2 separate regions of the Homo sapiens genome follow, and region 1 is linked to region 2. Evidence: read pairs that join two places in POLR2A ChIA-PET (ENCODE). Cell type or tissue: HCT116. All regions are shown on one strand.

Region 1 (5,000 bases), 140 kb before region 2:
ACCAAGTAGATCTTGCATTGTATTATGTAGGCGAGAAAACCTGGCTGCTTTTGGACATCGTGAAAAGTAAATACAAAAAAGTAAATCCTTTATTTTTTGCCAATTTAATCCTTACATTTCAGTAAAATTTTGTTGACAACACTTCTAAAGCAAAACAAACTTGTTCAGCCTCCCAATGAATTCTGGGCAAAGAAAGTTTATTTTCCCATTTTTCCTTGTCTTGTTTTGCCAGAATTATAAATACTGTATAGACTTATGAGAATATTCATAACTATCCAGATGATTAATTTCCCACTTATTGAGGCACAGCCTACTCAAACACACATGGATATATTATGAGTTTAAAAAAGAGCTCTTATGATCATATCCAGTGTTTAATTTCAGTAGAAATTGATTTCATTAGTGTCTTTCTTTACTAGAATCATAATAAATAAAGTGAAAAAGAATCCTGGCCACTTTTTTTTTTTTTTTTGACGGAATCTTGTTCTGTTGCCAGGCTAGGGTGCAGTGGCGCAATCTCAGCTCACTGCAACATCCACCTCCTGGGTTCAAGCAATTCCCCTGCCTCAGCCTCCCGAGTAGCTGGGACTGTAGGCATGAGCCACCACGCCTGGCTAACTTTTTGTATTTTAGTAGACACGGGATTTCACCATGTTGGCCAGGATGGTCTCAATCTCCTGACCTTGTGATGCGCCAGTCTCGGCTGCCCAAAGTCCTGGGATTACAGACGTGAGCCACCGTGCCCGGCCTCCTGGCCACAATTTTTATGGAAATACACATAACATGAAATTCACCATTGTAGCCATTTAAAGGAGCACAGTTCAGTAATTTCCAGTATATGCGCAGTGTTGTAGCCATCACCACTGTTTAATTCTGGAACATTTTCATCACTCCAAAAAGAAACTTTAGACCCATAAAGCAATCACTCACCATTCTCTCCTCCTTTCAGTCCCTGGCAACCACTAATTTGCTTCAGTGATTCTGTGCATTTGCTATTCTGAACATTTCATATAAATTGAATCACAGAATATGTGGCTTTTTGTGGCTGGCTTCTTTCATTTAGCATAAGCTTCTCAAGACTGAACCATGTTGTAGTATGTATCAATTCTTTATTACTTTTTATTGCCAGATAATATTCTATTGTATAGATACACCACATTTAGTTTGCTCATTCATCAAATGAAAGACATTTGGCTTGTTTTCACTTTTTGGCTACTATGAATCATGCTGCTATGAACATTCATGTATAAGTGTTTGTTTGAACATCTGTTTTTAATTTTGTGGGTTCTATACCTATAAGTGGAATTGCTGGGTCATATAGTAATTTTCTGTTTAACTTCTTGAGGAATTATCAATCTGTTTTTCTAGCCATATTTTTAATGTAAGGTTAAAAGGCCAGTTTATGGGAAAAGGGCATTATACGTTAAGAACTTCCAATCCCCAAACCCCCATTTAAAAATTTAGCAAGTAATCTCAAATACAATGTTATTTGAGTTGAAATTTCTCTTTTGACATTACTAATCATTTCTCTGCAAGCTTAATTGAGTTTTCAGTGAAGGGCATTTACTCTATGCTCTCTGACCAATAGTTGCTTAATTGAAGTGTATGTGGAGGACTGGTAACCAGAATTTGAGCTTTTGAATACACATATACAAAGTCTTTATACATATATATATATATATACACACACACACACACACACACACACACACACACACACACACATTTTTTCCCAATTTTTTCTTCAGTTAAAGAGGACAAATGCTTTACCCTACAATTTAGAAGCATAATGTCAGGAAGTTTCAGACCTTAATCTGATGCGCCTTAAAATAGTTATAAATTAGGGAGGTGTTCTTCTCAATAACTATGTTTTAAATTTGCCAGTGTGTCCCTGAAAAAAGATCAACAAATCTCCGTTAAAATCTGTGCCAAAATACTTCTCAAGAACTGCTAGCCCTCTATATTTAAAATGTTTGCACCATTAAAATTTCAGGAAGTTTGAGAATTTCTTAAGACATTAAAATATTGGACCTTTTAAAATACTAAGTGAATTACATATATGCCTTGAGATTTTGGCCTATGGTTAACTTTCCCCATGGAGCTGAAATATTTTGTGCTTGGAATTAAGCCAAATCTCCCACTTGCATGCATTTAACTTATGTTGCATGCATCCAAGTCCTGGCATTTGAATGGTCTTTTTTCTTTATCTGAATGCTTTCTAACTTGAGGGAAAATGATACTTTCCTTTTAAAACTTGCCTCTCTCCTCTCCTTCCCCTCTTTACCCAAAGCAGATGTCTTTATACTATGTACCTACAGTCCTGTGAGGAAAGCAGGCATCTTGATATTTTCCAACACGAGAGGATTGATTGCCCTTGAATACCCCCAAGGCCTGGGGGATTTATGGATGAGCTGTAGTGAGTTATATGAACCCTTTGAAATTCTGTGTCGAATTGGTAGATTAGATACAATTAGTATATGTGGTGGAGAATCATAGCTCTTCTCATATTCTCAAAGGGGTAAATAGTCCCCAAAAAGTGAAGATCTGATGGTTCTAGCAGTGGCCTGGAGAGCAAAGGGGACACACTCCGTGTGGTACCACTGACACATTGGATGGTGTGTGATTAAATCAGGTGTATGTTTCAGTCAGGCTTTCCACTGCAGAGCCAGAGTAATAGCAGTGCTAAGGGAGTAGCAGAGAATCAGTGATGCCAGGGTTACTAGTTTTTCTTGTTTGGGGTTTTCTGTTTGTTTGTTTTGGGGGGTGGTTTTGAGACAGGGTCTCGCTCTGTCACCCAGTTTGGAATGCAGTGGCATGATCAAGTCTCACTGCAGCCTTGACCTCCTGTGCTCAAGCGATCCTCCCCTCTCAGCCACCCAAGTAGCTGGAACTACAGGTGCATGCCACAAGGCCCAACTAATTTTATTTATTTTTGTTTTGTTTTGTAGAGACAGAGTCTCCCTATGCTTGTAGGCTAGTCAAGTGATCCTCCCGCCTCAGCCTCTCACAGTACTAGGATTACAGGCAAGAGTTATAAGTTTGTTGCAAGTCCACTACATACTTGGGCAGAAATAATAAAAAGAACCATTTCTCCTGTTGGCATACTGGCCTTTCCCATCATCTCATACTTAACAGTCCTTATTTCTAAAAGTAAAAATAAACCTTTAAGAAAACCTATCATTATCTTTAATATTTTGTTGATCTTCCCTCAGATGCACATCCCCTAGCAGGTAACCTTTGCCTTCTTTGAAGCCATTTTGAGTCATCATGCAGTATGATGCCACTTTGAAAGGACTAGCCTAGCTTACTGCCTCTCGACCTTTAACAGCCCCATGAGAGCTCATCCTGAGCCTACCAGCTTTGCAACTCCAGAGCGACAGATAGACATCAGGAGTCTCAGTGAGTGTTCAAACAGAGCTGCTGATAGGGTGCTGTTTTCAATAGCAGACTGAGGGTAGATGTTTATGAAACTGAAGGTGGCTTCCAGGAATGGATTAAGGAGTGTGAGAATATTAGGGTACTGAGGGCACCAGACTGCTTGCAGAGATGGAATAGCCAGATGTAGGGGCAAGTGGAAGAAAGAAATGGCATAATCCCTGCCCAAAATGTAACATCACTTGCCACCCTTCGGCCACTGGTGCTTGTGTAGAGATACCTTCTCTAGTAACTACAGTACATCATTTAGTGACTTGATCACATCTGTCAGTTCTTTGAAATAGTTTTACCTTCCATTCTGCCTCTTATTGATTCGCAAAAACCATTAGTGATCTCACATAAATATCTAAACACTTTTTCAGTGCACTAAGAAAGAGAAAGCATTAAGTTAGCTATTTTTTCCACAAATGTGTGAAGGTAAGAAGGGAACTAACCCTGTTTGCATCCCTGCTTTGTGCCATTCACTTTATGTGCATCTTATTTGCTCCCAACAGCTTACCTTTATAGTGGGTGTTATGATCTTTTTTTACAGATGAGTAAACAGAGGTTCATGTGGTTTGTAAGTGGGGGAGTTGAGATTCTAATCCAGATCTGATAGTTGCAAACCACACTACTTCGCCGACACTCGCCAGAGAACGGCAGCACCAGAGGCAGTTCCTGAAGGTTTGCCATGGTAGCAGCCTCTGGAAGAGGAACAGGGAATTTGTCTTCAAGCTGTATTGTATACTTACAAATATATTGTGTATGTGTTTAGGGTAATTTGGGGAAAACTAATAAAATTCATGAGGAGGCCAAAGTCCCTGCACATTTGCAAGTTATACCTTGGTGCTTTTCCAGAAGGACTATATGGGAGTGATTGTGGTAGAAATGAAATAAGCAGCTGATAAATGGGTCATTTTTAATTTTCATTTTTTATTTAAACTATCGATCTTTTTATTGCAATAAAATGTCACAAGTAAAAATAAAGAATTTATGACAGTTTTAACGTGGTGGAAGGTAGAGCAAACAAATGGAGAAAAAATCCAGGTGAAGGATTAATAATTAAATAATGAAACTCTTAAACTTGAAAATATCTGTGAACTTTAACAAAAATATGTATAATAGATATGGATGCAAATTCCCTTTGATGCTTACATCTGAGAACCCAGGGAAGTGAAAGGAACATATTAAGAAGGAGACTTCATAGCAACACTGGACTGAGAGTTAAGAGAATCAAGCCCACTTCACCCCTACCCAACCCAACCCTTCCATTAGTGGATCTGGCTCCTTCTTTCCTTCATTTATTCAGAAATGCTTATTGAGCCCCCTGTATGTCAGATACTTTTCTGAATACTAGGGATTTGGCTATGAAAAGGATAAGCAAAATTCCTTTTCATAGCCAAATGTAAGCTCTGTTGCATAGAGCTTACATTTCAGAAGAGAAAATAGATACTAGGTAGACAAATCGACATATAAAGTTTATGTTTTAGATAGTGATGTTAGGATAAAAATTCAGTAGGCTAAGTGGTGAGAGAGTACCTGATGGGGCCCAGTGGTATGTTTTATATAGCGTGGTCAGGAGAGGC
Region 2 (5,000 bases):
ACATCTGTTTCCATTATATATCTACATCATAATGATAACAATTAAATAGCTATTATGGTAGTATACAGTAAATATATTTTGCTGAATGACCTGTACTTTCTTGTTGGAAAATTTCAGATATTTTGGAGGCACTTAGTTTTTACACATAGGTTCTATGTAGATATTTAGATAGGCCTTTGCTTACTTTAGGTAAATTATTGCAGTTCTTATTTGTTTCAATAAAAACAACCAGCCAATCTGACGATGAAACACTAGGCTACTAGATGTGACTCTTGAATGTATTTAAAGTACAGATTGTTAAGTATGTCTCTCAATAGTCTTAAATGGGTTTATCATGCTATTAGTAATAAAATTTATTTTGTGTTTTGTGCTATTTGTGTAGTACTTTTATATTTTACTAAGTTAGATTAGAAATAGTTATATATATATATATTTTAGCACATTACGCTTTTTTTTTCTTATGTTGGGGGACACAGTGATATTTACCTTTTAAACTCAGCAGGAGAATATTTGAAACCATACACAACTATTTTCATTGACCTTTAAAGTTCCAGAGAAGTGTTTTCATTTATTTTACCTTTTGATTAAAGATGTTTTGGTGATTACATAAAAAAAGACTAGAAAGTATTTCATACAAAATGGTATATGAAGAAAAATAAGCATCCATATACCCCAAACCCAGTTCGAGAAATAAAATATTAACAGTACAATTGAAGCCTTCCAGAATATATTTCTTTATGGCTTCTTGAAAAGATAATTATCCTAAATTTGGCAGTTATCCTTTTTGCTACTTAGTTACTTTTTTTTACATGTTCTAAAAATTTGATGTAAATAAATTTAAATAAATACTTTTTAAATAAATACTTTTTTAAATGTTGGAGCTGTGACTGTTGTTAGAAGTCTTTTAATCTTATCACCTATGACTGGGCATGTTTCTCTGTTTTAGTGTCCTCACCTGTGAAGTTGGGGGTAGGCCTCTATGGTCTCTGCTGTCTTTCTAGGTGTAATTAAAACATTTTTTTCAGTGCTTCTTGTGTTCCATATGAAACAAAATGAAACAAACAAAAGACAGAGGCCAAGAAAGGCTAAGTAACTTGCCTAAGACTATATAATAAGTCACAGGGCAGGGAATAAAACTCAGTTTTCCTGACTTCCATTAAGGTTGTCTTTTCCTCACTCCACATTGCCTGTCATTTTTTTTCTGATTATTCTTAAGAAGGAGTGAGGAGAGAGAATAGAGAAACAGATTTTTTTCTCGGACTATCTTTTCTGTAGGGAAAAACCACTGAAGCCCTATTAGCCTGGAAGCTGCTTATAGGGTTACAATACTGTGTGTCCTGCAGAACCTGTGAAGCTCTTCTGTATTTTCTGGACTTTCCTGGAAAGTCATTTAGATATAATGTAATAAATATAATAAAGTAGTTTAGATATAATGAGGTTTTCAATAGGCTTCTTACTCTACAGTTAATTTTTTGATCTCTTTAAATACCAGGAAAATAGGATGGGCATAAACACAAGCGTCTTTTTACATGTATATGTCTCTGAAATTCAGTGTTTTAGCAAGCAGGTCTTTAATAAATTACTTTTCCTTTTTTATGTAGTTTATACTATGTTCAAATCATAAATGACCTTCTGTTGGAAAATGGGCTTGTTTCTTGTTTCTATTCAGTAGCCAATATGCCAGAGTACTAAAGTGAAAATAGCACAAATAATGTGGAAATACATTTTTAAAATCTCTTTGGAGAAAAACCCCATTCTAAAAATAGCAACTTAGAATTACATGCATGTACTTTCCCTTTCAGGTTTTTACTCTAACGAATTTAATTCATTCTTAGTTGAGATGACTAAGCTTGAGTCATAATATTCACACAGTGCCATGTCTGTCCTATGAAAAAATAGCAATGTAACTGGAGGTTGGAGTTATATATTTTATTGTAAAACCATCTTTTCCCAAATCTGTTGCTTCAAGATCAAAAAGTTGGTTTAATAAACTACTGCTTCCTTCTACAAATGCATACTTGGGAACTTATAATAGTAACCATTTTCTTTAGGGTGGGTGACGCTGCTAATAGTAGCTTTGTCTGTGCTGTAAGTATTCTCCAGGTAGTTGTGTGTTTTTTTTTTTTTTTTTTTTTTTTTTTTTTTTTTTTTTTTTTTTTTTTTGAGACGGAGTCTGGCTCTGTCACCCAGGCTGGAGTACAGTGGCGTGATCTCCACTCATTGTAAGCTCCACCTCCTGGGTTCACGCCTTTCTCTTTTCTCAGCCTCCCGGGTAGCTGGAACTACAGGCGCCAGCCACTACGCCAGGCTAATTTTTTGTATTGTTAGTAGAGATGGGGTTTCACCGTCTTAGCCAGGCTGGTGTCAAACTCCTGACCTCGTGATCCGCCCACCTCAGCTTCCCAAAGTGCTGGGATTACAGGCATGAGCCACTGCACCCGGCCTGGTAGTTGTGTTTTAATAAGCAGACCAGGTAACACATTTATTTGTCTGTATTTTAGGTCAAATTATCTTACATGTTCGTCAGCTTCTAATAGGAAAATTTCCGTGGTATATTAAGTTGGGGAAGAGAGATCTAATGTGATTGAGATACCAGTATTCAGTACACCTTTTATTTAGGCATTGCTTTATTTGCTCACACTTACTAAATATACTTTCTTTCATTTCTGTCTGGGAAAGCTTCTTTAGGGTGTGTGTGAGAATATTTCAAAAAGCAACTCTTTGTCTAATAGAAAATTCCAGCAAATATCTGTAATATAAGGAATTTTTTACACTGATTAAATTTCCCTGTGTTTCTCCAGCAGGTAGATGAAACTCAAGAGAAAAGGTGTGGATAAATGAAACTAGCCCATGATGAACCTGTTTTCTCCGTGACCACAATATTAACCAGGATGAATGGCGGTAAGAATATTGAGACTTAACCACTAAACCAGCAATGCTAAAACCAGAGACCCTAGTGAAACACAAGAATATATAGTCATTGTGTAGTTCATATATGTTACCTCACTTTCTTATTTATTATAGCTCTCCATAGAGATGTGGTGTGGTGTTAACAAAAATAACACAGAATGTGGTAAATTTACTTTCTTGCCCATATATAATCCCAGAATTATAGGGGCTTAAATATATACACCATTTCTACTCAGTTCTTAATGACTTCACTTTAGACCAAGTTGAGATTATTTCAAAACCAGCATTGGCTATATATTTTCCATTGACACAGCCAGTACATAATTTGTAGCTGTGACTTACAATTCGTGGATACAAGGGGTAGAATTTTCTCTTACCAATGTTAGATTTGCATGATGTAAAAATTTGTTCATGTCCTGTTTTGAATGCCCAGTTCTTTAAGATTTTTCTGTATTTGATTCTTAGGAGAATTATGTGACCATTGTGCTTATTGTTCTCGAAGTATAGATATTCAACACATATTTATTGAGTTTTTATCATGCTTAAGGCATGTGGAGTAGATAAAGGCATACTCCCTGCCCCAATTACTATCCATAATAATTGATATGGTCTTTTGCTAATAATTTAACGGATTATATTTTCTTAATATAATGTATTCATGTGATTTTTATTAATATTACTATATTGGGACTTTAAGATAAAAAGAAAATATATTTAATTTTTCCTTGCTGTTCACTTTTTGAAAAAATGCTTGGAATTGAGGCTGGGTATGGTGGCTCACGCCTGTAATCCCAGCACTTTTGGAGGCTGAGGTGGATGGATCGCTTGAGCTCAGGAGTTCGAGACTAGCCTGGGCAACATGGTGAAACCCTATCTCTACAAAAAGAATACAATAATTAGCCCAGCTTGGTGGCATGTGCCTGTGGACCCATCTCCTTGGGAGGCTGAGGTGGGAGGATCACTTGAGCCGGGGAGGTCAAGGCTGCAGTGAGCTGAGATTGCGCCACTGCACTCCAGCCTAGGAAGCCTGGGAGATAGGAATTGTAATTTGGGGACAGCCTAAATTATAGTATTATTTAGTATGTATCTTAAATAAATAGAATATGGCATTTGCTAACTTTATCTTATTATTTTCTTTTCTTTTCTTTTCTTTTCTTTTTTTTTTTTTTTTGTAGAGATGGGTTTCATTATGTTGCCCAGGCTGGCCTTATACTCCTGGCCAGAAGCGATTCTCCCACCTTGGCCTCCCAAAGTGCTGGGATTACAGGTGTGAGCTATAACACCCAGCCATGTTTGCTAACTTTAAATCAGTACTTAAAAAAAATCTTAGAGTTTTTCTTAATACTTCAAAATATTTTGTTTAAATTAAATGTGTCAATTTAGTTATCTCCTTGCAAATAACATTGTTTTCTGAAAAGTGACCTTTATGTTGTTTAATTGAGCAAAAAGCACATTCATATTTCGAAAACTCAGCTAACAAAGTCTGTTTTAAAGTTAGGAACTACACTAAGAATAAAGGCAAAACATGTTTTCATAAATATGTATGTGTATAAATATAATTATAAAATTTGTTTTGTTTTTTTTTTGAGACAGGGTCTCTGTTGCCTGAGCTGGAGTGCAGTGGTGTCAACACAGCTCACTGCAGCCTTGACCTCTTGGGCTCAAGTGATCCTTCCGCCTCAGTCTCATATGGAGCTGGGACCACAGGCATGCGCCATTATGCCCAGTTAATTTTTTAATTTTTTGTAGAGACGGGGTCTCACTTTGTTGCCTGGACTGGTCTTGAACTCCTGGGCTCAAGCGAACCTCCCGCTTTGGCCTCCCAAAGTGCTGGGATTACAGGTGTGAGCCACTGCGCCTGGCCTGTTTTCATAAATATTAAAAAAAAATACCTATGTTTGGTCTTGACCATACATTAGCTTTGATGCTGATGCTAATATTGTTGAACTTATTATAGCATTGAACATATTTTTATAACTCACTAAAATTTTTAAAAAGATGCTAAGAATAGTTATCTCTTGCACAAGGAGAAGTGGGTTGTTGATATATTTTCCAACAAATTTGACCAGTGCAGATAGCTTTTTTATTTT

Evidence for each region. Peaks named below come from ENCODE experiments on the same cell type or tissue, not always from the same donor. Only the 100,000 strongest peaks of a DNase experiment are listed, where the experiment ranks them.
Region 1: POLR2A ChIA-PET joins it to region 2 with 7 read pairs; 3 of 35 experiments call an interaction of 5 or more read pairs at or near these places.

The regions. Positions count from the first base shown.
Region 1 is chr5:93,702,335-93,707,334 of GRCh38, reverse strand. All of the region lies in intron 10 of ARB2A (ARB2 cotranscriptional regulator A), which reads left to right. Among named protein-coding and RNA genes, the nearest start is that of POU5F2, 37 kb to the left of the region's middle. In HCT116, no CTCF peak of the experiment used is centred here; no DNase peak of the experiment used is centred here.
Region 2 is chr5:93,561,265-93,566,264 of GRCh38, reverse strand. NR2F1-AS1 (NR2F1 regulatory antisense RNA 1) reads left to right here. Exons shown (of 8, transcript NR_186187.1): 2 at 2,802-2,901. Among named protein-coding and RNA genes, the nearest start is that of NR2F1-AS1, 17 kb to the left of the region's middle. In HCT116, no CTCF peak of the experiment used is centred here; DNase peaks (open chromatin) are centred at 1,884 and 2,234; H3K4me3 peaks cover 1,263 bases; H3K27ac peaks cover 3,372 bases.